Linked DNA regions of Mus musculus: all the other regions are linked to region 2. Evidence: chromatin loops called from intact Hi-C (ENCODE). Cell type or tissue: gastrocnemius. All regions are shown on one strand.

What was found. Hi-C counts contacts between places; a loop is a spot of excess contacts. Peaks named below come from ENCODE experiments on the same cell type or tissue, not always from the same donor. Only the 100,000 strongest peaks of a DNase experiment are listed, where the experiment ranks them.
Region 1: it touches region 2 in a loop (4-fold over the local background); 2 of 42 quality-filtered maps call a loop at or near these places.
Region 3: it touches region 2 in a loop (8-fold over the local background); 10 of 42 quality-filtered maps call a loop at or near these places.
Region 4: it touches region 2 in a loop (2.4-fold over the local background); 10 of 42 quality-filtered maps call a loop at or near these places.
Region 5: a loop joins it to region 2, with 3.0 times the contacts of the local background. A loop is called at or near these places in 10 of 42 quality-filtered maps.

What each region holds. Positions count from the first base shown.
Region 1 is chr1:75,464,998-75,469,997 of GRCm38, forward strand. Asic4 (acid-sensing (proton-gated) ion channel family member 4) reads left to right here. Exons shown (of 10, transcript NM_183022.3): 2 at 4,114-4,258; 3 at 4,360-4,487; 4 at 4,674-4,836. Among named protein-coding and RNA genes, the nearest start is that of Gm32506, 8.0 kb to the left of the region's middle. In gastrocnemius, a CTCF peak has its summit at 2,810 (motif pointing left); a DNase peak (open chromatin) is centred at 2,779; H3K4me3 peaks cover 231 bases; H3K27ac peaks cover 927 bases.
Region 2 is chr1:75,249,741-75,254,740 of GRCm38, forward strand. Ptprn (protein tyrosine phosphatase, receptor type, N) reads right to left here. Exons shown (of 23, transcript NM_008985.3): 12 at 4,845-4,909; 13 at 4,183-4,401; 14 at 3,520-3,720; 15 at 3,272-3,419; 16 at 3,031-3,104; 17 at 2,728-2,805; 18 at 2,516-2,635; 19 at 2,011-2,177. Among named protein-coding and RNA genes, the nearest start is that of Ptprn, 12 kb to the right of the region's middle. In gastrocnemius, CTCF peaks have their summits at 2,067 (motif pointing left) and 3,419 (motif pointing right); DNase peaks (open chromatin) are centred at 929, 2,030, 3,519, 4,320 and 1 more place; H3K4me3 peaks cover 592 bases; H3K27ac peaks cover 702 bases.
Region 3 is chr1:75,189,148-75,194,147 of GRCm38, forward strand. It overlaps Atg9a (autophagy related 9A), which reads right to left and starts at 2,863. Exons shown (of 16, transcript NM_001288612.1): 1 at 2,677-2,863; 2 at 1,676-1,733; 3 at 1,156-1,287; 4 at 965-1,008; 5 at 416-480. The coding sequence starts at 1,258. It overlaps Ankzf1 (ankyrin repeat and zinc finger domain containing 1), which reads left to right and starts at 3,013. Exons shown (of 13, transcript NM_026187.5): 1 at 3,013-3,530. The coding sequence starts at 3,305. In gastrocnemius, a CTCF peak has its summit at 2,621; DNase peaks (open chromatin) are centred at 2,905 and 3,425; H3K4me3 peaks cover 3,239 bases; H3K27ac peaks cover 2,728 bases.
Region 4 is chr1:75,315,758-75,320,757 of GRCm38, forward strand. Dnpep (aspartyl aminopeptidase) reads right to left here and starts at 1,260. Exons shown (of 15, transcript NM_016878.4): 1 at 1,134-1,260; 2 at 953-1,046; 3 at 784-872; 4 at 573-686; 5 at 188-313. The coding sequence starts at 1,046. In gastrocnemius, CTCF peaks have their summits at 1,344 and 2,312; DNase peaks (open chromatin) are centred at 316, 622, 1,343, 1,833 and 1 more place; H3K4me3 peaks cover 1,995 bases; H3K27ac peaks cover 2,412 bases.
Region 5 is chr1:74,944,295-74,949,294 of GRCm38, forward strand. Ihh (Indian hedgehog) reads right to left here. Exons shown (of 3, transcript NM_010544.3): 2 at 4,010-4,271; 3 at 1,021-2,453. The coding sequence ends at 1,795. Among named protein-coding and RNA genes, the nearest start is that of Ihh, 4.9 kb to the right of the region's middle. In gastrocnemius, no CTCF peak of the experiment used is centred here; DNase peaks (open chromatin) are centred at 2,296, 3,911, 4,193 and 4,738; H3K4me3 peaks cover 1,197 bases.

The DNA.
Region 1 (5,000 bases), 220 kb after region 2:
GAAGAAGCTCTGGGCTGTGCTGCCACCAGAATTGTACCACTTAGGAGCCGGTGGCTGGCTCCACCATCACTGCCTGGGCCAAAGACTGTCTCCAGGGCAACGACCTGCTCTTCTCAGCAGTGGGGCCTGACCCAAGCTGTGCAGGTGGCCCAGTCCTGCCAGTCTGGCCTGTCCAGTCTCCATAGAGTGTCCTTTGGACCTGGGCTACTTTCACTCACTGTCTATGTCACGCATTGTCCCTTCTCCAGTATACTTCACCTGCACATTTGCCAGGTAATCAACTCCCAAGTCAGGGCTAAGTTCCACCCTGTAGGGGGCTCGCACTGCCCAATAGCATGTGTCTGTGTGCACACACTGAAACATAACATACATCTACAGTGCAGTTCCACCAAGGGCTAGGAGCCTCCAACCATCTTTCATCCACTGAGCCCGCAGCAGGTATCTCGTAAGTCCTGATTATGCTGTATACAGCGTTCCACCCTGTCCAAATCTCTGCAGCTCTTCGCTCGCTGTGCACGCTTAGCCACTTTCCCTTTCTGAGCATCAATCACTTCATCCGTCCCAGGGGGCAACAGTGATCACCTCATGGGGCTTGTGTGAAAGGGTTCAAGGAGAAGATCTATCAAAGGCACTTCTCAAAGGGCCCGAGACACGTACTCATGTGTGAAATTCTAAAAGGAAAGAAGAAAGAAAGAAGGAGAGAGAGAGAGAGAGAGAGAAAAAGACAGAAAGAAAGAAAGAAAGAAAGAAAGAAAGAAAGAAAGAAAGAAAGAAAGAAAGAAAGAAAGAAGGAAAGAAAGAAAGGAAGGAAGAAAGAAAGATTTGACCTGGGACAAAAAAGAGGATGTCTGATGATGCCTTTCTCCTGTTCTCTGCCCCTTGTTCTGCTAAGCAGGAAGTAGGACTCGAGGCTTCAGGGAGTTGAAAACTTGTGAGTGAGGCTAAGCTTTGGAGGCCGTGGCAGACACAGTCATGTGAGCAACACAAACCCGGGGTTCCCTCACGTCGCTTGGGCCTCATTTAGCCTCTCAACTCAAGCATGCACTCCAAACAGGCTGAGTTGGCAGGAATGGATTCCAGCATCTTCTCGGCCTGAAACAGGAGGATGTTGGGCACTCACTTGTATGTTTCCTGTATCTGCCTTTCCCACACCGCTAGAGATCCAGGAGGTTTGCATCCCGTGTACTTCAGGTTCCTCTCTCTCCAGGCATGTCTTGAGAGCCCGTGACTAGGCCCAAGCTGTCTTGCTTGACTCTGGTTTGGCCTCTAGTTATTCTCAGTTTCAGCACCAGACATGGAACCTAGGACTTCCCCAACATAGGCAATCCCTCCACCTCTGAGCTAGACCCATGACCCTCTACTTTCTGAGACAGGTTCACTAAGTGGCTAGAGCTAACCTTGAACTCAGTTTGCAGCCCAGACAGGCCATGAATTCTAGTCCTCTTGCATTGGTCCAGAGCTTCTGGGATTACAGGCTTGTGCCACCATGCCTTCCTTGTTCATCTAGAACTTTCTACTTACTGTGCAGTCCACAGATCAGCAGATTTGTAAAAAAAGCAGAATTTCATTCTCAGGAGTCCGTCTACTTCCATGTATTAAACCAGAACCAGCACGTTACAAAGGGGATCTGGGTACAAATTGGCATTTGAGGAGCACCGATCTTGGAGACCTCTGCAAACTGGTCCAGTTCTCTGAGCTTCTGTCTCCTCGTCTATGGAATGAGGATAGTAATACTGCCCTTGGGGGCAGTTGTGATGATTCCATTAGACTGAGCACCCGGCCTAACATGCTCTAAGATGTCTGTGATGCCCACTCCTGCTCTCAGGGACATGCAGTGATGGAGGGTACAGGCGGAGATGGGGTTGGGATGAGACTAGAACCCAGAAGCTGTGAAGGACTGGTGAGGAAGGGAAAGACAAATGACCTTGGGAGGATGGGGCTGAAGAATGGAGCTGAAGGGAAAGAGGAACCAAGGAAAGAAGTTCCAGTGTGAGGCACAGTCCGTCTTTTTCCATCCTGAGGCAGAAGCTGGGTAGGTTTGGGTTGGAAGGATGCTAACAATGAATGATGGGAGTATCGGGGAGCTTAGCCTTCCACTCTGAAGCTGTGCGGCTTCATTAGAGTCACCTCACCTCTCTGAGCTCAGTTTCCTTCTCTGGAACCAAGGTCGTCAAACACACCTGAAGTCAGAGGCACCGGGTGGATGACACAGCGTAGCAGTGGATGTTTTCATGTTTTGTAAATGTCAAGGTGCCTGCTATGCGTATTTTGTTGTTGTTTCAGAAATCAGTTTGGGTAAAGGCTGTACTGGGGAGGAGGTGTGTGTGTGTAGAAGAAAGGTTGGTGAAGCTGCAAGTAACCAACTCACCAGAGGAGGGAGGACAGAACCTTACCCTCAAAGTGTCCCTGGTGTTCCCCTTAGGTTGCTTCAGAACTCCATGTCCCAGTCCCACCCTCTGCTCAGCCTCTGGCTCTCACTTTCCCGCTGCAGCCAAGTCTAAGGAGATCTTTTCCCTCCAAGTCACTTCAGGTTCCTTTCCCAGCTTTTACAGTGTGAACACGTTGCCAAGAAAAGGGGTGGGGATAATGTTGGAGCTCACGGACCCCTCGCTGGCTCTGCCTGTGATGGGTTTGACCCAGGGCCACATCCCTGTGGGGTGAGTTGGGAGGGGTGGAGGAGCAACGACTAGAATCCGCCTCTTTCTTTCTCAGTAGCTCTCCCACTCCAGCTGTTCAGTGACTCCAGGCAGTCACGAAAATCCCCAGTCCGGGCCCGTGCCTTCATCTTTGGGACACCAGCGCCATCTGGTGTCCTTTGGAGAGAATGCTGGTCGTGGAGACATGAGCCGGGCTTTAGATAGTAAAGGTTTATAAGGTGTCCCCACGATGGGACAAATGCATGGAACAACATTCAGGCCCCCTGCTTCTGTACAGCTTGCTCTCCAGTGGGGGACGTGGGCAATGGGCAGTAAAATGGGTAGATGAGCGGAGGAGCAAGGTCTGAGGCTTACAGGGGAAGCAGGACAGCTGGCTCTGCCGCTCCCAGAGACGGAGCAACAACTAAGGCCAGAGGTGAACACAAGGATTGGATGTTTGAGTCACAGAGTCAGGAGTGGAAAGGGAGGGAGGAAGAGGGCCAGGGCCACACTGAAGGGCGACTTTAACGCTAAGGAAAGTGTCTGACTTTATTCTCTAGGAAACGAGAAGCTGTCACTGTTTAGTTTCACTTAAAAATAACTTTTGTTGGGGCTGGAAGGATGGCTCTGTTGATGAAGGACTTGCTGTGTAAGAAATAGGACTCTGCTTTCCAACATCCATGTAAAAATCTGTGCACTGGGGAGAGAGAGAGAGAGAGAGAGAGAGAGAGAGAGAGAGAGAGAGAGAGAGATCCCAGTGCTAGGGAGGCAGAGATGAGAGCATCCTTAGAGCTCACTGGCCAGCCAGCCTAGCCAAACGGATGATCTCCATGTTCAGTGGAAGGTTCTGTCTCCAAAAGTAACGGAGAGAATGATTGAGGGAGATACTGGGCATTAATCTCTGGCCTCCCCCGCATGTAAACACGCACACATGCACAAAGAATAAAATAAGCTTTATTGTGTATACTTGAGTTTTACAACATGATGTGTGCACTACAGAGACTAGAATCTGGCAGGGGACTTGGTTGGTTTGAGTGTTTTGACTGCTGTGTGGAAAACAGAGGAAAGGAATGGATGAAGGGAGCCCGAGGAGGTAGACCATTTTAGAATTGTTTTGGGAGTGGGGGAGATGCAGACTTTAAGGATCCTTACTCAAAAGACCCTAAGTAGCAATAGGAGGACCCTTTACTCAGGAAAGGGAGAGCAGGATTGATAGGATAGCAAGAGTTCTGAGCCTGGTGTGGTGGTGAATCTCTGTACTCCCAGCTCTTGGGTGGTTAAAGCAGGAGGATTGGGAATTCAAGGCCGGCTACACAGGGAGTTCTTGTAGCTACACAGTGTAGCAAATCTTGGGCAGGGGAATTTCTGGGTTACTGCAAGGCCCTGGGGAGGAGCAGATCCAATCTCAACTACACAGTAAAAACCTGCCAAAAAAATATTAAGAGTTCTGTGTCTGCTGTGTTCTTTCTCCCTCCAGGTCTATACTCGCTATGGGAAGTGTTACACCTTTAATGCAGATCCTCAGAGTTCACTGCCCAGTAGGGCAGGCGGCATGGGTAGTGGCCTGGAGATCATGCTAGACATCCAGCAGGAGGAATACCTACCCATATGGAGGGAGACAAGTATGCAGGCGGGAAGGGGATAAGGGCCAGCTCAGGGATGGGGCCTGGGCTCGGCTCTACCCCTGAAGGGGGGTCTGAAGCCTCTCATCTCTGCTGTGCAGACGAGACGTCATTCGAGGCAGGGATCCGGGTGCAGATCCACAGCCAGGAGGAGCCGCCCTACATCCACCAGCTGGGGTTTGGCGTGTCCCCAGGCTTCCAGACTTTTGTGTCCTGCCAGGAACAGCGGGTGAGCATCCCCAGCTAGGCCTAGGCTGGGCACAGGGCAACTCACTGCTTAAAGGGATGCTGGCCACATCTGCCTGGCAGATACTCAGTCTGCCAGCCCCATGGCCCTGGCTGGGGCTATTGACACTGGAGGACTGGCCCTGATGGACACGCTTGGCCTTGACCTTGTCATGCCCCATCTCTGCAGCTAACTTATCTGCCCCAGCCTTGGGGCAACTGCCGGGCGGAAAGCGAGCTCAGGGAGCCTGAGCTTCAGGGCTACTCAGCCTATAGTGTGTCTGCCTGCCGACTGCGCTGTGAGAAGGAGGCCGTGCTTCAGCGCTGCCACTGCCGGATGGTGCACATGCCAGGTGGGCACCTCCAGCCAGTCTTTGGTGCCACTCTTCTGAGCTCCCGAACTTCCAGGAGGCAGAGATGCATGCGTACCACATGTACACGCATCTACACGCATGAGCGTGTGCTCATGTGTATGTCTGGATACTTACACATGGGTTCGTATACTTGGGAGCGCATA
Region 2 (5,000 bases):
CATGCAGTGACCCTACAGTGACTCTACCAGGGGCAAGGACCCTACAGTGACTCTATAAGGGACAGTGACCCTACAGTGACTCTATCAGGGGCTTTGCTAGTACTTTTCCTTTTTTATAGATTTGGGGTCAAGCCAAGGCTTCATCCATATTATCACCAAAATGTTTACTTAAGTGGGGAAGAATTGAGAGGAGTAAAGGCAGGGGAAACTGTAGTCAAGATAAATTATAAAATAATCCAGTTTCAATAAAAGGGAGGGGAGAATTTCACACACACACACACACACACACACACACACACACCACATATGAAGAGGGGCTGAAGAAATGACTCAGCGGTTAAGAGCACTGACTGCTCTTCCAGAGGTCTTTGAGTTCAACTCCCAGCAACCACATGGTGGCTCACAACCATCTGTAATGGGGTCTGATACCCTCTTCTGATGTGTCTGAAGAGAACGACAGTGTACTCAAATCTTTAAAACTTTTACTTTAAAAATATTAACATTATTACTTATTATTCAGTAGTAAGGACTGAACCCAGGGTCTTGTGAAAGTTTTCAACCACTGAGTTACGTCCCCAGCCCCTTTTCACTATTTATTGGACAGGGCCTAACTAAGCTGTTCAGATTGGCCTTGAACTTGCAGATCTCCTGCCTCAGCCTCCTGCACAGCTGGAGTTACAGGTGCGTGCCATCTCTGCTGACATTTTTAAATGTGGGTGGAAACATGGAAATAATTTAATACTCTGACATCACTTTCAAAATGTGCCTCAGGTTGCACGATAGTCAGAAATCAGTCATCCTGGAGTTCAGAAACTACCAAGGTCCCCACCTCAACTCTTGCCCCTCTGCCTGGCACTGGAGATCCAGGCCAACTTGGCACAAGTCAGAGGAACAGATGGTTTCAGTATAGAGGCTTCCCTGCCACCTGTGTGTGAATGGCAAGGGATGCTGGGTGTTGTGTTACAGCAGGCTACTCCCTCTGCTAGTGTTTGCTTCAGCACCCTCCCCCTCCCCCTCCAAACTCCCTGCAGGGTAATCTTGGTCTCTTTCTACATTCCTGCCCCAGTTCTCGGAGCAGCCCTCAGGCTAGTCCCTTCTTGACCAGCCCGCCTGCCTGTTCCATCCATGGGGTTGCCACACCTGCCAATGACCACTTAGGTGGCTGTTCAACTGAAGTGAGACTATCAGCAGAGATCACAAAAATAAATAAATGATGCTGGCAGCCATGAGACTGAGGGGGAGAGGGAGAGACAGAAGGGAGAGGTGCAGAGGGAGAAATGAAGACAGAAAGGGGGGGCGGGGAGAGTGATGGAGATGCAGAGAAGAGGGAAAGGAAGGGGAAGAAAGAGCACTTGGGAGGCAGAGGCAGGTGGATTTCTGAGTTCCTAGACAGACTGGTCTACAGAGTGAGTTCCTGGACAGCCAGGGCTATCAGGACTATATAGAGAAACCCTGTCTTGTAAAACCAAAAAAAAAAAAAAAAAAAAAAAAAAGAAAAAAAGAAAAAAGAGAGAAAGAAAGAAAAAGGAAAGAAAAAAAAAAAAAGAAAAAGAGAAATAAGAAATAGAGGCAGAAAGACAGTAAGAAAGATGAGGATGGAAGCTAGAAGCTGGACAGGAGAGAGTGAAAGAGCAAGCCAGCACAGAGCTGAGGCCCAGAAGGGCAAGGCAGGAGGCAAAGCAGGGCCCCTGCAGGAGAGGAGCCCCTGCAGGAGAGGAGAGGGGAACCCCCGCCTCCAGGGACACACACACACACACACACACACACACACACACACACACACACACACACACACATTGGCTCCAGGCCAGCTAAGGAGCCAGATGGTGAAATGGCGGAGTGAGAATGCGGGTGTGAGAAAGGGCACCAGGGTAGGGTAGGACGGCCAAACTGTCAGTACTGGTTTGGGGATGGGAGGCTGGTGGTAGGGACAGAGATCAAGGGCGAGGCTCCAGGCCAGACCTTGTCCCCCAGTAAGAGCTCATGGGTGGCAGCTGGCAGCTTGCTCACCTGCGGAAGTCCAGCAGCGGCCGGGTGGAGGCCGGAGTGCCCTCTGCCGGCCAGCTGAGGAAGTGGAACTGAGTGAGCGTGCGCGTCTCCTGGGTCTGCAGGTTCTTAAGGTAGAAGCTCCGCACCAGGAAGTCCTCGCACCAGATGTGCTCCGACACCAGGTTCACCTGTCAGATATCGGGCACGGTCTGAGCACAGGTGCGCACGCGCTCCGCTCCAGTCCTCACCCTCCTGCTCCCCAAGCAGTGCAAATGTTAAATATTTCGGGAGGTTAAAGGCGGTAATTTCAGTCTTTGGATATTTATTTTCCCTGTCTTACATACGCATGGCTCAGAGTCCCTACAAATGCTTTTTGGTGCTAGACAGAATATACAAGCTTTCATGTATGTATGTATGTATGTATGTATGTATGTATGATGTGTGTGTATGCATGCATGAACCTATACATATACACATTCATATTTTAAAATGTCACCATTTACCCCTTACTGTTGGGTACTCTGACCTCATAGACGTGGTAGAGGGAAGATCCTTCATCCGGCCAGTAGCGGTCACACTGTTTGACACCGTCCTCCACCAACGGGGTCAGCATAACGATGACAGTGCAGCCACTCTCCCACACCATCTAAGGACAGAGATCCAGGTAAGCGGCCCTCTACGTTCCCTGGCTCTGGCAGGCTTCAGGGGCCTCAGGAAAACCCCTCTCCAAGCGTGCACCTGCCAGAAGTCCGCGATGGTGTGGGACAGTGGTCCCTGTGTGGCTATGTAGGCCGGCATCCGAGGGTCATGCTCGATCTAAGGGCAGAGAGGATATGTCATGAGCCAGAATGAGAAGGGCCAGCTTGGAGTGAGGCTTGGTCAAGAGTGGGCCAGGGTGTGGGGGAGGCTGAGATGCCTAAGTTCGAGGACATGGGCTCTACAGTTTCAGGGCTTGGCTGGAGTAAGAGATGACTACGGGGGATGGAATAAAGAGGAGCAGTGCTGATGGGCAGAATCAGTGTGGGAATCGGAGCTGCTCACGATGGGGCTGGCGTTGATGTAATCACTCCGAGAAGGGCTGCTCTCCACTTTCAGCTTGATTCGGGCATGGTCATCTGCACAGAACTCACAAATGACCTTCTGGCCCCAGGACTCTGCCACCCAGCCCGAACCAGGAGCCCCACTCCTCCCCATCCCCTACTCCCCACCCTCCACCTCCCACCCCCAGCCTCGAACTGCTCCTAGCAGAGTGTGGGGCCAAGTTGGCCCACGACTCGCTTACAGGGTAGGAAGTCAGGATGGCGGTTCTTCTTGATGTTGCTCTCATCCTGTGCGGCGGCACAGGTGTTTGGCTCTGCTTGGTAGGCGCACAGAGCCTGCCACTCCTTGGCCAACCGGTCCCGGTTCCGAAGGTGATCCTCCATGTATGCCTGTAGGGGGCACCACAGCCCGGCTCTGGGCCACACTGCCCGTCCTGCCTCTCCTGCTATGCTGTTCCCTCCCCACTTTAGGCCTGGGCCCTTTCCTGACCAGAATCATGTGTCCTGTGGAGATGTCCATGTTGGCCTGGGCGGGCTCCTCGCACCAAGATGGTGTGCTGCTGTGGGAACTGGGGCTGGCCTGGGCCGCGTCGCTGAACTGGGAGGACACACTGCTCACCCTAGAAGGCTCTGGCTGACCCTCCGCCCGGTTAAACAGGGACTTTGTGGCCATGTGCTGGCGACACAGGTCCTGCAGAGGAAGGATTGGGTGAGGGTGGGGGTCCTTAGAATCCCTCTACAAGGTTTCTAAGCCACAGGCTGGAGCTTAGTGGTCCTGCAGGCTTAGCGCTTGCCCAATGTGCGGAGTTCAGTTCCCAGCTCTCCAAACAAACAATGCCTTAGGCTTTGTCTCTGATCAACGGGATGAGTAAGATCTGTCTTTCGCCCTCATTCTTTTCTGCCTTGGTGCATATGACAACCTCAGATACCACAAAGTAGAATCCCAGAATCATATTCCTGGGAGGCATCTCCAGAGCCAACTATTCCCAGCCCATATTCATCTAAAAAGTATGTCCCAACACCCCTTCCAGGACCTTTCCATCCTTTACCCAGACAGGACCTCTCATTCTGCCCACATCCTTACTCCACACAAGACTGGGTCACTCGAGCCCCTTGTAGGTCCTTCCCTCCATGAGCTTCTATAGTTTCACACCTGGTACTCAAAAGTAGTGTCACCATGGGCCCCCTCCGGCCCCAGCGCTGCCAGGCGCTCCTTATCCCGCTGTCTCGAATGATGGCGCATACACAAGGCCACTGCCAAAGCCACTAGCAGCCCAGCGACGCCTGCCAGGGCCACTAGAGTAAGCAGCACTGAGCGCATGGGAGATATGCCATGGGCTTGTCGGGGAAGGACTTCAGCTGCTTCCTCCCTCTGTGGGAACAAAACCAGAATCAGAGGGATGGTTGCGGGGAGACTGGGCCTTGACTCCTACTTAGGCCACCTCTAGGGACAAAGCTGTGACAGGCAGGGGTATGAAGGTAACAGGCAGAAGGGCATACAGCTTCCTTCCAAATCCACAATGGACCAATTCAAGAGCTAGAGACTTTGGGTGATCCCACCAGAAGGATTTCCATAGAAACAGAAAAAAAGATGTCATGAAAAGGATGATATAGCTTTAAGAATGGTCCTTCAGGAAAGCGCCACTGCGCCATCTGTTGGTCAAAATGAGAACTACACAGAGACGGGCTGCATGGGGAAAGAAGGCTGGTGAGCCTAGTGAACTTTCAACCCTTTAAGTTCCTGTTCTTGCCTCCTCTCTTGTGTGCAGAGTCAGACCTACGAGGGCTTTGACAGATTCTACAGTTAGTGCTTACCTGTCCCACCCCTGTCTGCAAAATCTGGAGCCCTGTCTGCGCTTCCAGTTCAGACTTCACCAGCCCTGCAGGAAGGGTGCAAGCCAGGCTCTTTTCAGCCCTATGTGGGCTGGAAATAGTTTAGGGAAGGATCAGCACAGGAATCAAGGCTGGGGT
Region 3 (5,000 bases), 61 kb before region 2:
ACCTCCTGACTGAACCATATATATCTATCTTCCTATAGTCTTGGTGAAATGACTAAGTTGTAAACTCTTGTTATGAAAGAGATAGGGCGCTGGGCGTGGTGGTATACACCTTTAATCCCAGCACTCAATCCCAGGCAGAGGAAGGTGGATCTCTGAGTTCAAGGCCAGCCTGGTGTACAGAGTGAGTTCCAGGACAGCCAGGGCTACACAGAGAAACCCTGTCTCAAAAAACCAAAAGAGATAAGACCTAGGTAGTTCTTACAAGAGGCAAGGCTATAGGTTTAAATGTTATACCTGGGCCTGAGACATAAAGGTCTGCAGAGTTTAGGGCCTAGGATTGTGTTGCCTTGGCAGGTGCAAAAAGAAAGACCAGAAGGATTCTTTTACCACAGCATGAATCCCTTCGTATACTTACATGAGTTCAAACATCTCTCCAATGAGCATACATGTGAAGCCATTCTTCTGGTGGAGATTATAAACGTGTAAGTGTTAAGAAAAAGTGGCCGGTAAGCAAAAGACACCTAAGAATACAGACTTTGATGTCCTCACACTCCCAAGCTGAAGTCCTGGCTCTAGAACTCTCCGGAGTGTGATCTTTAACAGGTCACTTCCCTAAGCTTTGCCCACAGTGGCAAACTGATAATAGCCATTGCTACCTCTTAGGGTTATTGGGTCTAGGAGCATGCATTCAAAGTATTCAGCACTGAAATGACAGAGTCGAAAGGCATTATTACCATTAACAACTTACACCCTTAGAAAAGCTCTTCATAAAGTAACACAAGTACATAGAGCTCTCAGCTAATATGAGGTATCACTACTTTTAGCAATCGTTATTTCAATATGAGTTTCATTTCCCTTTCCATGGACCGGAGTGGAACGCATCCCTGTTTCCCATCAGAGACCTCCCTCGCTCAGAGACAGGCTAAAAGGTGGAAGAGCTCCAAAGCAGAGACACAAAGGATATTCGAGAGAAGAAGAGGTCAAGGTTTTCAATGTGGTGCCAAGGTGCTGTGGACACAGGAGCAGAGATGTCAGCTCCCTGAAGTGGCTATTCTCCCCCCCCAGCCTCCCCCCTCCGCTTGCCCTGCTCACTCAGGGTTCCTCCAGCAACTTCCGCCCATGCCCCTGCTCTAGCTGTCATGTCCCAAAACTCACATTTGCTCCCCTCGGCCACATGCACCAACAGGTCCTCTTCCCCGGGGGGCGAATCGCTATAGGAGGCCTCTAGGCGCTGGTATTCAGTGTCAAACTGTGCCATCACCACAGCCCCCTGTCCACCTTGTTAACCTGCCAGTGAAGAGAACCCGGATCAGATCCAGGCACTGTCTCCTTGCTGTCCTGCCCACCAGGCCAGAGGGAATGAGAAAGGGATTTGTTTTTTCCCACTAGCATCCTTGACTCAGAAGCAGTACAGGGATAATATAGCCCAAGAAGCACAGCTAAGCTTGGGACTTAAGGGGGCCTTCACCCTGGTCCTGAATCCCAGAACCTTTTGCTGGCTTAGCTACTATGCCAGAATCTGCCCCTCTGGTATGGGGTGAGTTGTTTCATTTTCTGTCCAATGAAGAGAAAGTTTCCTCCCCTGCCCCTCCTGGAAACCCTGGTCTCTCTAGAGACTAACAGTTTGAAAGCATGTTTTTGTAAACAAAGGTTTAAGATAAGCACATGGTCCTACCAGCTCCATGGACAGTTTCTGCTACACGTCAGTCCTGGGTGCCCTGGTTGGACAGCTGCTGGAGGAAAAGGTGTCAGGCTTCAAAGAATGGAGAGTTGGGACAGAAAAAAATCCAACCCTCCCACCGGTCCAAGCCCCCACTAAGGAGGGCAGAGAGATGGGGAAGAGACACTTTGCCAGTTGTGTCAGATGTCCCCTGTTGTTCTATGTAGAACCATTCATCTACTTTGAGGATACCAGGGAGTAACTAAACTCTCTGACCCAGTGCAGAGTGAGTCAGTACAGGTCCGAATCCAAACAGCCCTTTGGGACTGTTTTACCTCTGGTCTACCTCAACTTTAGAAATCAGACATGCTTTTCGGGGTCCAGAAAACCCCGAATGGGAGTCTTCTCAAGATTTTTCTGGACAATCCCTTCTGCTTCCCTAGCATCAGAGACGTAGGCAGGCATGGCTTTTGGATCAGAATTTTCCAGTCCATGTAGACTCCGGATCCCGCTTGAATAAGTGGGTTCCCTGGGTGCCTAGTGCCAGGTGGGGTCAAGGTGGTATGGTATACTCCCAATCAGTAAAGACTCTGGGGATGGTGGATCTTGGTCCGACCTGGTCCCAGAGGGAGTCCCTTGGTTAATAATAAGAGGTGTGTGCCTCTGGAAACACACTCACCTGGTCAGTGTAGACCCAGGGCCCATGGATCTCCCCAGGAAGGGCCTGTGCCCAGGGGTGTCTGTGGATGGTGGAGGGGTCGAGCCAGATCTACAGCTGAAATCCCTGGTGGGCTGGGATGCCTCCCCAATCCCAGCCACCTAGACCTGAGCACAGGGCGCCCCAGGGTCGCCCGGCCCCAGGCCGGGGGCTAGGCTCCCAACAGCGGACAACCCGGCGCGCGGCCCCGGCGCACGCGCGCTCCCCTGGCCGCGCGCGCCCTCTATCAAAACATTCTAGCTGCGCGCCCCCGGCCCGCCCGCCGCTCCCCTGCCCCCGTTACGCATTACAAGCTCACTTGGGGCTCAGTGGGCATCCCTGGCCAGCTTGGGCCTGGGTCTGGAGATTCCAGTTACCAGCCTCGCGTGTCACCGCAGGAACCGGGATCCAGGGGATTCCAGAAGCCGGGTCTGTTCTGCTGGGCTCTGCCAGACCCGGAGCTCTAGGCCCTCCGTCTGTCATTCACTGTCACCCGCAGCCAGTCTGGCCAATGAAAAAAGTGGGTGGAGACATGGTGGCCAATTCTTAGCCCAGGGGGCAGGACGGAAGGCTGAAGGCGGGTCTTGGAGAGCAGAAGACCAATAGTGTGCTCTACGTGATGAGGGGCTGGGCTACGGGCGCGGCAGTGTGTCCCCTTCGCCTCTCCGTAGCCGCCGAATTGTTGTGGTGTTGCAGAAATCCAGTTTTCGAACGTGGTCTTGCGTGTGGCTCGGCTCTCGGGACATTAGGGGAGGCTTCTGAGGGAGGGTCGAGTGACGAGGCTTGGTGTCGGTGCTAGTAGTTCCGTTGGGTAGACTCTGACTGGTAACTCCTGGACTCGAATTGGGTCTTGGTGCTCTCCATTTCACTCCTGAAGATCCTCACGTATTTACCGCAGAACTGATTTGTGGGAGCGGGTAAAGGCTGAAGGGCATTTCTGCGTGGGGATGGCCAAACCGGCTGGCGATGCGGCAGTAGGATCTCGTTCTGGAGAGTTGTTTCTGCCCTCCGTTTCTTCTTCAGCCACGTCGCCAGCTCCAAGTGCAGCCTCAGCCCCTGCCTCCGTTTCCCTGTTGTCCCTCAACGGGGAAGCTCCACTCATTCGGGGCCTGAGCCTGGTGAGCCAAGCTCCTGGGGAGGCTCTGGCCTGGGCGCCGCGTACTTCCTGTCCAGGTATCCGGGTTGCTTTGGGGTGGACCTATGAGGAACGTCACAGGGTTCCGTGAAGTCTATTAACACGGAAGACTTACATCGTGATTTCCCAATTTAGGAATCCACACTGACTTTATGTTGGTCGGCTTTTTCTTTCCTCAATATATTTCAGCCTTGGGTTGTTTATACAGGGCTGGCCCATAAATTGTCACCATAAAGGTTTCTAGCTATTGTTTATATCTCGTTACATTAATACCACTGCTTTTAAAACACCTTTCCTAGGTCTATTTCAAATCGAAGTAGACTCCAGTCAGATATATTCCCTTTTGCTAAATATAGAATAATTTACTGATTTTCTACACTAGTTTGTCTTCGGCTGTGTTTTCTTGCACTTTTTTAGGTTGTCCACTGCAACTGGGAGTTATAAGATGTGAACATCCATTTAGGAACTGGTTTTATATGGTTAAAAATAAATTTAATCTGGGAGTTGTTAATACCCACCTGTAACCCTAGCACTTAGGAATCTGAGGCAAGAAGGAGACGTGGGACTTTAAGAAAAACCTAGACTGTACAGTGTACAGGTCTGGATTCCATCCCCAGTGCGGCAGAAGTATTTTAGGGCTTACTAGGAAGGGGGCTAAAGGGACCTTTCAGACACTGTGATGTACACCTTTCCTAGGTTTTGGTTAGGTATCAAGATGTGATAAAGACCATTCCTGGACTTGTTTTCCTGGGTGTGTGCTTGCTTAAACTCAGAGAGACCGCTATGTACACCCACAAGTTCACTTTTAAGAGCAAGGGGTTGCCCATTAACCATATCAGTGGGGATGTTGTGTTTTGTTTTGTTTTTGAGATAGGGTCTTACTGCGTAGCCTTGGTTGGCCTGGAACTCACTATGTAGACCAGGCTGACCTCTAACTCATAAGACATCTGTCTGCCTCTGCCGAGCTGCATCACCACGTCCAGCTTCAGTTAAGTTTGATGTAAAGGGATAGAAGTACTTCTAGAGTTAGCCTTAACTGTGTATCTGAGGATTTGGAAGACATGGATTCAGGAATTATTTTCCTGATTGATGGCTCAGTTTTGATAATTTACCCTTGTTAGAAGGTTCCTCAGATGTGTTGGGTAGCACTCAATAGACTGAAAAAGGAGCTGCGGGCCGGATGCAGTTCAGTGGTACAGGACATGCTTAGGATGTAGGAGATCATAAAGACCCTACATCAGAAAGAAGACTGAACCTAGTGCCATTTGTTTTCTACAAGATTTCCCTAAACAGCCCACGTTGATAACTCAACTGTAATATTAACGTTTACACGTGTCTTTCCAAGTGTATTTATTGTACGGAATAGTCACTGTATCGTTTATTTCATGATTGCCAGAGTGTAAATTCTTGGAAGGCAAGGTCATGCCATCTTTTTCTTCTGTATTATCAGGTATTCAGTATAGTCCTGGGTACTGTAGGTTCACTGTGGTTTGGATATAATCCCTTTC
Region 4 (5,000 bases), 66 kb after region 2:
AACCGGCCAGGTCAGAACTGGGCACCTCCCAAATCCAGCTGATAAAATCCCTTACTAAACCCAGAATAATCATGTCCCCTCTTCCCCACGAGGACTCTTCACTGGTACACTTAAGAAATGGGAAGACATTCAAGCTTCAGGCTGCCGGAAGTGAGAGCCTCCCCAGTTCCTAGCCCCTCGATACCACCTTGATAATGACGCGTCCAGCCAAGGTCAGGTCCCGGTCGAACCATGTGCTCCAGATCCCACCGCCGTAGGTCTCAACACCGACCTGGTGGTAGCCCACCTGGCTTCGGCGCGATTTGCGTTTCACCTGAGCGTAAGAATGAGAAAAAAGGGAATGTCTGAAAGACAACATCTGGAAGGGAGACTCAGGCAGTAAGTTATACAGAGCAGATAGCACATCAGTTGACAGCTGAAAGTGTATGTGGGGAACATGAGAGCATGGGGCGGGTCTACCTTCTTCCCGGGACCTTGGGATAGGGCCTTGCAAACTCTACCTCCAGGATCTCTTCTTCCCAACCGCCCCCCCCCACACCTCCCTTCAGTCCAAACAAGTCCTAACTTCTTACCCTGAGACAGGGACTGTCCGTGTGGGCCCCAATGAGGCTGAAGCCATTGCCAGGAACATACTGGCCCCCCACAGCAAAAGCAATGATGGAGGAGGAGTTTCTGGTTAAGAAGTACTGGGGGAGAGAGTTGAAAGACAGGGGCGTGAGTTGCTTTATGATCCGGGACACAGGCCTTTGCAATAGTGTCTGCCCCCACGCTATCCCTTAGTACCTTGTTTTCTGGTACGATATCCCAGCCCTCTGTTTCCTTGAGTTCACGGAAGCCAGCCTGGAGGAGGCGGCTGCGGCACTCAGCCACGACTGTAGGAAAAGGGCTCTCTCAGCGATGGAAGTTGGTCAAGTCACTCCCACTCCTAGCCTCCCTAACCCTGGTCACCTACCGTGGAAAGGAGAGGGACTCCGGTTCACGAACTTCAGGAGCTCTCGGGCTGTGGCCTGGATGGCCTCTTTCCGAGCCCTGCCGTTCATAGCCATCTACAGGGAGAAGTGGAGAGTTCAGGTGGCTGCCGGGTCTAGGATCCCTCTTTCAGCCCCCTAGAAATGAGAGCCCCAAGGCTCAACCTCTGCTTCCGAGGACTTCACTGGCGACAGATGTGGATTCCTAGCTCGATCGCTCTCGGCTCAAAGGTTCAGTCCCAGGGCAAGAGGACCTCCACCCAGTTTTGTCCCTGGAGTACAGGATCGGAAAGGCCCGCCCCCTAATCAGATAATCCACGCCCCGCCCAGCTAGGAAATCCCGCCTCCAAGAGGACCTCAAAGCTGGAAAGGCCACTAGCCGGCGCGCCACCGTGTCCGGAATCAAAGCACCACTACACCTGTCCCTTAGCCCCGTCAGTCACTAGACAGCCCTTCCGGCTCCGGGAAGGTCAGGCCACCTCGGAGGGTTTCAGTTTTACTTTGAAACCGGAGTACGCCCGTGTCAGCGCCGCCTTAAGCTTAGCTCCGAAAGGGCGCGCGGCCTGCCACCGAGCCGAAGTGGAGGCGGGACCGGCAACAGCAACACACCTGCATAGCCCCACCGCACTCCGCTCCAGGAGCCGGACTCCGGCCCGCCCCTGACGCTCCGCTCCTCCCTCCCGGATCAGGCCTCGCCTTCGCCGAGCTGTGGGCTCCGCCTCTCGTCAGGCCGCACCGGGACTCCGCCTCTACCAGGCCTCGCCCCGCCCCCGCTGCTCCGCGAGCTCCGCCCCTGTCAGGCCTCGGTCGGGTTCCGCCCCCTCCCGCTACTCGCTCAGCTCCCGTCAGGCCTGGTTCCAAACACGCTGACTGCTCTGTGCCAGTCAGGCCGCGTCCCGCCCTCACTACTCCGAGAGCTCCGCCCCTGTCAGGACGCGTTCCGGTTCCGCTCCCGCCTCACCGACCCGCCTTCCTCCAATCAGGCTGCGTTCTAACCACGTGGACTAGTCAGCTCCAGTCACACCGCGCCCCGCCCCACTGTTCCACTAGCTTTGCCCCGTTAGGAGCCACGTCTCATGACCCGCCCTCATTGCGCCACTAGCTCCGCCCCGTCACGCCTACTCTCCAGACCTTGTCTCCGCTGTCCGGGCTTCCTTGGCAGGCCCCGCCCCTGATGCCTCTCTCGCCCCGCCTCCATCAAGTCGAGTCCTCCAGGCGTTGACCCCCCCCCCTCCGCCCTTTCCTTTGTCAGCGGCCTCGAAGCCGCTGCGAGGCGTTCCGCTCCTGGAGCACCCTCAGGCAGGACGGCCCACCGCGGCGGCGGCAGCGCGCTCTAGCGCCCCGGTGGTGTTAGCACAGCCGCTGACTTCCATGAGTTTATGTTATGATAAACGTTATCGTATGTAATTCTCACAATTTTACTGTCAGCATTTTGTAGACAACGGAATTATGAGAGTAATCTGTCTCTAGTTACAAATGGATGGCACAGCTGGGCTTATGACTCCATAAATTAGTGTGCAGAGCCTAGAACAACTGCAAGAGACTTTCGTAGGCTTTTTTCTATCCTCTTTGGTTAAATGTTATGCTACTTAGTAGGTCTCAGAGGAACACAGAAGTCAGTGACCTTTTCAACACAGCTGTTTGGGTGGCCCTGAGGTTTGATTCTGATACTCATGATTTTTTTTTTCTTTCAGACAGGATTTCAGTTTTGTTCAGGCTTTTCCAGAGCTCACTATGTAGCCCAGGCTGGCCTCAAATCCATGGCAATCCTGCCTCAGTCTTGCAATTGTTGGAGATACAGGCATGAGCCGCCCCTACTGGCTCTTTCTACTCCTTAAAGCAGTTGAGGGGGGCAATTCCAATATTATGTTTCCATGTCAAGAATGTTGAATAGCAATCTTAAAACTCATCCATACATCGATGGATCAGGACTCTTGTGGCTTTGAGGTTCAAAACAGAGTCGACCTACCATGAGTGTAAAAATAGTCTTTCCAGGGATCACAGGTCTCTGGGGTGGGGGTGGGGGGCATCTGTTGCTTTTATACTTGGGATGGAAATGAACAGGGATAGATTCTGGAAAGGTCCTGCCACCCTCACTTCAAAGGGGGCAGTTTCAAGATCCGTTCAGTGGGTGACAGACTACATCTGTGTAGCTTCTTAATCATCCTTTAGATATCATTGTATCCCTACTCATTTGTACAGTTAATTAATTACTCATTAATAATTATGTAAGTCGCATTATGTATGAAGCTGAGTGCTAAGTGGACCATGGGAAGGATGTTCTCATCTGTTCTCTAAGGTCTGGTTACGTGGGGGAGGGGCTACATTCTAAGCTACTGATAGCTAAAACAGGGTATGGTTCTCCATATGAGTGGGTTCTGCATCGTTGAATCCAACTAAGTATTTGGGGTCCTGTGTATTAACTAAGCAGAAAGTACAGACATATTTTAAAAGTAGTATTTATGAGAGCGAGAGATGCTATTAAACTCCAAGTCATGAACATATGAAAGCCCGTCTCATGTCAACCTAGGAAATGTGAGTTTAAAATGATGTTCTGTTTTAATTGATGAGGTAAACAAAACCGGAAACGCTTGGCGATGTCAGGCATTGAAAAAGGCTTGGGGTAACACTTGCCTTTACACTCGATGTTCTGAAATGTAAATATTCCATATGGCTGTTTTCAAGCTATGAACGTGATGCCACTAGAGCTAGACACGGATTTGGGAAGAGTTGTACAGAAAAGCAAGCCACTGTGTGTGCTTCTGCCCGGCAGATGCACTGGACATAAGTAACCTGTACAGCAGAAAGTTTAAAATGTGGTACGATAGTGGAAAAGCTGATGGTTTTAAATTTTAACTGTCTCTGCAATATAATTTGCTTAATTGTACCATAATGCTTTGAGGATTGCTGCGGTTAACAACAGGGTCACCGAATCCTTGGGAATCTCACAGTCAGTTCTCATGAACTGGTGCAGGTCAGTACTCCACCCACACTCACCATCCTTGCTATGAAACATACTGCCAATGAAATACCAGACTGGGGGCTGGAGAGATGGCTCAGTGATTAGAGCGCACTGAGCTGCACAGGGACTGTCCCTCCAGCTTTGCTATGTCACCTCTGGCATCAGGCTGTGATAGTAGTTGCTTTGCAGAAACTTGAAGTCACTTTTGCTAAAAACATGGACTCATCCTTTGGACTTGTACTTCAGATTTTTGAATGGGTCAAAAGTCTTGGCACATCTTTCTTTCATATTGTCCCTGTCCCTGTAGGAGCCTATAAGGTGGAAGGAGAGAACTGACTTCTGAAAATTGTCATCTGCCCTCATGTTTGCCCTGGCATGAGCAAGTCCACACTCACACACACACACACACAAACCCATCACACACACACACATACATACACACACACACACATACACACACACACATATACACACACATATACACACACACATACGCACACTCACACACACACATACACACACACACACTCACACATACACACACACATACACACACACATACATACACACATACATACACACACACACACACACACACACTTTTAAATTGTCTAAGACTATAGTGCTGGATTAGTGCGGCCTGTCGCCATTACGGCTGTGTTGAGTATCTTATACCCTGCCCTTTTCCTCTCCAAACAGCTCAAGCACCTGCACTTCCTCAGCCTCATCAGGACGTTCAGACTAAATGAAGGGGCCAGGACATTTGTGTGACAATGAGTGACTTGGTGGTTCCTGGGTTAAGTCACTACACATTAGCCTGCAAGCCACAAGACCAGAATGTTTGTGCCCAAGAAGGAAAAGATCTTTTGAAATCTTTCCCATGACCAATGGGCAATTACTAAGCCTTAATCCATTCCAGGAAAATCAATGAAACTTTGCTGCTTGCTTCTGTTCAGCGAGCAGCAGCCTGATCTCCCTTTCAATCACTGCTCAGCATATTGCTCTGGCTCACATGAAGTTGGCTGACTCAGTCTGAAGCTATAGTAAAGATGCCCTGCTTGTCTGTCTTG
Region 5 (5,000 bases), 310 kb before region 2:
GGCTAAGGAACATTGATTTGTATTGTTTTTCTGATCTCCCTGCTTTTCCCTGGACATCATTGCCTACTGCTCAGTTGTGCAGGAAAATGTGCCTTAGGTTGGAGGAACTGAAAATGAAGGATGCTATTCTGTCTTGGCAACAAACTGGGTCTTCTCTAAACATAGCAACACTGGTGTGCTTTGGATAGGAAATGTCCCCTCTCCCATGAAAGCCTTGTCCCAGATAGTAGCACTAACATCTTCAATGAGCTTATAACTGAACAGGCTGTGAGAAGGTGGGACCCAACTGTAAGAAGTAGGTGGCCAGAGGCATGCTTCTGAAGGGTAGATCTTGACCCTAGGATCTTCTGCTCTCTGTTTCCCAGATGTCATGAGGGGATCAGTGGGGCTGTCAGGCCACAGAATGGAACCTCAAAGACCCTAAGACGAGAGAAATTGTTTCTCTTGTTTTTCTCAAGTTTTGCTTTTTTTGTTTTGTTTTGTTTTGTTTGTTTGTTTGTTTTCTGGTGACAAAAAGCCAACTGGCACCCACGGACCATTCGCCATGTTTGGGATATTTATAAAAATTAATTACTGGGCTTCCCTTTAGAACTATGAAGTCAGAAGCCTGTGAACAAGCTTCCCAGGGAATTCTGATGGCTGACAGTTACTAGATTATGGACCAGGACCACTGACATACTCAAGAAGTCAGAAGGAGCCACTGAGAGACATGAATTCCATAGAATCTTTTCTTTTTCATACTTTAGTTCATTACCAATAGAAAAGAGTCTAGAACCCAGGCCCTGAGAAGGCTCAGGGGAAACAGGAGAGACAACTCTCACTGGGACACAGTACCATGGCTCTGGGTGTGTGCAGTGACGATGGACCTCTGCTCTGTCTCTCACACAGCCATGCTGAGAGAATTATGCGATAGCACCACCCCAGTCTCATCTGCCAGGTGAGGAAGGGCCTGTAGGGACATTTGTCTCATGACTGTAGTGACCTGTATATTGGAACTGCTCAGTAGGTTGGATTCCAGGGTTCTAACAACTTAAATAATTTTTATTACAAAAGAAAGACCAAAACATTCCCAAAATTCTCCCATGGATTTCCCCCTCCATGCAAATAAATAGGGTGAAGGAGACAGACTGGAGGAGGAGGAGGTGGGGGTGTGGTTTAGCAGGGGAAGGAGCTTAGCCTGGGCAGGGGTGGCAAGGCCCCTTCCCCAGTCCCAGGTAGTAGGGTCACATTGCCCGGATCAGAGACTCCGCCCATTGACAGCAAAGGCTCAGGAGGCTGGAGGAGTGTGGCCTGCAGGGAAGGTCATGTTTCGGGATGTCCAGGCTGGCTGTGGTCTTTCAGTTCTGGGAGGCAATGAGTCCAGCCAGCTCCCTGCTGGCTTCAAGGGAATCTAGCAGCATCGACTGAGGTGCAAGCCCATCTACGGGCAGCCTCTCTTCATACTGTGATCAGTTGCCAACAGTAAAGTCACAATCCCAGGCCCCGAGAAACATTGGAGTAAGCAGTCCAAAGACAGATGGAATGCGTGTGAAGAATCGCAGCCAGAGCTAGCTGGGTCTTACGGTCTCTAGGAAAAGAGAGCCTACCACACGCTTGTCAGCTCAGTTCACAGCTCTACACCAAGATGAAGGTTCGGGGCCCAGCAAACCTGGTCAAGTCTCAATGGTGTCTCCACTCTGGCACAGAGGACGGAGACAACCTCAGGCCAGGTGCCTTCCAGGGCCAGAGCCTTCCTGGTGAGGAGGCCTTTGGATCCAGCACAGCAGTTCCAGGAGGGCAGTGGTTAGAGTCCCTTCAGCTTCCTGCCCCAGACATGCCCAGTGGATGGAAGGTGCTCTCTTCTAGCAAGAGACGCCCCAGGCGGTAGAGCATCTGAGGGTACCAGTGAACACCCTCACTTGGGGTCCAGCTGCCCCATGCCAAACTGGGAAACAGTCGCAGGGGCCAGAAGGCCAACTGAGCCAGATGGTGGTCAGCCACAGCTGCAAAGCAGGAGGCCACCACATCCTCCACCACAAGTGTCCCATGCCTTGTGAGAGGAGCATAGGACCCAAGGGCCACGTGGGTGGAGACAGCTGCCACCCGAGCAGGCTGGAGGCCTGGTACCCCTGATACCAGCACATATTGGCCTGGTTGCACATGGCTGGCAAATGTGGCCCGGAAGTGGGCTGCTGGTTCTGTATGATTGTCCGCAATGAAGAGCAGGTGGGCAGGCGTGAGCGCCAGCCGACGCGGAGGATCCTGAGTCTCGATGACCTGGAAAGCTCTCAGCCGGTTTGGCTCGCGGTCCAGGAAAATAAGCACATCACTGAAGGTGGGGGTCCCATCCTCCCCCATGGCCAGCACCCGGTCTCCTGGCTTTACAGCTGACAGGGCCACACGCTCCCCGTTCTCTAGGCGCACCTGGGCTCCGGCAGGAAAGCAGCCACCTGTCTTGGCAGCGGCCGAATGCTCTGTAGGTAGAAGGGACATGAAGGTGTTACTGCTGGATGCTTACTCTCAGACACAGTGTCCCGCCCCTAGTACCCTAACCCAGGAGAGCTTCTCTTGCTTTCAGATACCCCCCATCACTATACCCCACTCTTTGATAACCCACCACCAACCCATAGCTTGATCCTCTGCCCTTCTTCTCTCTAGCCCAAACCCTAGCCACTGAGAGGAACACACAGGGGCTGGAGCACCAGATGATGTCCCCACTAGATTCTGTCGTGAATTCCAGAGGCTGGAGGTCAGCAAAGCTGCTACTGTGACCTGAACCCAAGAGAGCCTTGTGGAAATAGAGAAGCTGGCTTAGCTTTGCTAGGGTCTGTTCTACCACTTGATCAAATACCTCCAAGAAATGGCCCTCCCAGAGTGGCATTCTAAGGACTGTGACAGAGCTGACCCGTGGAAAAAACAGGCTCCTGAAGCATCCCCAGATCGAGTGCTCAGGGGGTGGGGCAACGACAAGGACAAAGCCCATCATTTTCAGTTCATATGTTGGTCCCTTATGCGGGGGGGGGGGGGGGCGGGGGCGGACATAGTGGCGTCAGATGGTGGAATGGAGGTCAGCGTTTGGAGTCAGGAGTAATGAACAGGATGGGCCACTTGGCGAGCTGACCTTTGGACCGGTGTTTATAGATGAAGTGGGTATGATTTTAGGTACACACAGTTGGAAGGGTCAGGTTGTGGGTGGGGGTAGTAGGTAGGATCACCCTTGTGAAACCCGGGGGAATCAAAAATACCCCCCCAAAAAAGTCTAGTGTGCCAGTCTTTGAGTGCAACTACTATATAGTCCTATGTAGAGGGGGTGTGCAGTCGAGTGGGACCCACAGAACCATGTGAAGCATTTGTGAGTGGGTTAAGTGTAAGTGACAGGGACACTGGTGAGACTGGGGATGAGGGGCAAGGCTCCAGTGCCTGCCAGTTCTGATCAACAAGGCGGCCAATCTGGGAAAAATCCACTTTATTGAGTCCATTTACCTCCAAAATGTCCAGCTTTGGGGCTCTGGGGAGGAGATTGGGGACGCCTGCGCCCCTCTGGGAGGCCTGACCTGCATTTGCGTGGTAGATTCTGAAACTCTAGGCTTCTGGTCGGGCACTCTGATGTCTAGACACACTCTGGCCCCTAGCCCCATCATGCCTTGTTCTGCATGGGCCTGGATCGGGGACAGTGGTGCCTGCCAACCTGGCTTCCTTCATCTCTTCAACTTGTTCTGTCTTGCACTTCCTGTGGCAGTCTCTGGGCTGTGGACCACCAGGTCAGCACTCAGTGGTTCGGGAAATAGGCCCTGTCTCTCTAGGCTCCTGCCGGGACACTACCGGACATGGGAGGAGCAAGCAGTCCAAAGCAGCTGCAGGGAGCGCTGCCGCCGCCGCCGCCGCCGCCGCCTCGGAAATCCTCTTCCCTCGGGTCCCCGCCTCCATCCCCCGGAGGCCATCTTCTCCTTGGCCCTAGCGGGCTTTGCGCTGCCTGCCCACTCCCTGCGGCCCCGGCCCCGGGCCCAGCCCCCCGGCAGCAGCGGCTCACCAGACTTGACAGAGCAATGCACGTGGGCCTTGGACTCGTAATACACCCAGTCGAAGCCGGCCTCCACTGCTAAGCGCGCCAGCAGTCCATACTTATTTCGGTCACGGTCTGAGGTGGTGATATCCACCGCGCGGCCCTCATAGTGTAAAGACTCCTCTGAGTGATGGCCATCTTCATCCCAGCCTTCGGTCACCCGCAGTTTCACACCAGGCCACTGGTTCATGACAGAGATGGCCAGTGAGTTCAGACGGTCCTTGCAGCGCTGTGGAGGGGAACGAAGTTCGAAGTTAGGGAAAGGAAGCCACCCGGTGGGGAGCAGGTGACAGAAGATTCGACAGCACTCATGGGACTTGGAAAACTTGGAAGGACCTCTGCCCTTTTCCCTTAGGAGTAGAGGACTCTAAATGTGTTCTCCCAGTCTAGCAGCTTTGAGTCCCCAGGGACCTAGGCCACACAGTGGCGCCACGGATCTGGAGGACGCATGGAGTCATGAACTCTCAGGGGACTCTTCTCCAGTCTGTGGAGATCCACTTGGCTCCCTGTCACTTGCTTGGCGTTTGGATTCGCCACAAGGGTAGCTATGCTTTTCCAGGGCCCGGTTGCTCGGTTTTACCTAGGCATCAAGGTGGGTTGTCTGTCACGAGGGAGGAAATTTTAACAGCCTGCGGGCTGGCCTGCTGGGCATGCAAGGCCAAAGGTGCCCAGTAGGTGTCACCGCAGCCTCAGAGCTGAGGCCACCAGACACCGAGCCCTGCCAGTACGGCAGGTGCAGACCCAACAGCGGCCCGGATCTGGGGGTGGGGGTGAGGGTTGGTAGAAATTTCTAGTTCTTCTTAGATTCCGCCAGCAAGTGACACGAAACGTTCCCGTTGGAACCTTCTTTTGAACCCACACCTGCCTATGCTTAGCTGGAGACACCTCAGGCAGAGAGCCAGTCCCCCTCCTCTCTGACTTGGACACAGGGAGACCCCCTAGAAGGGACCTGTAAACT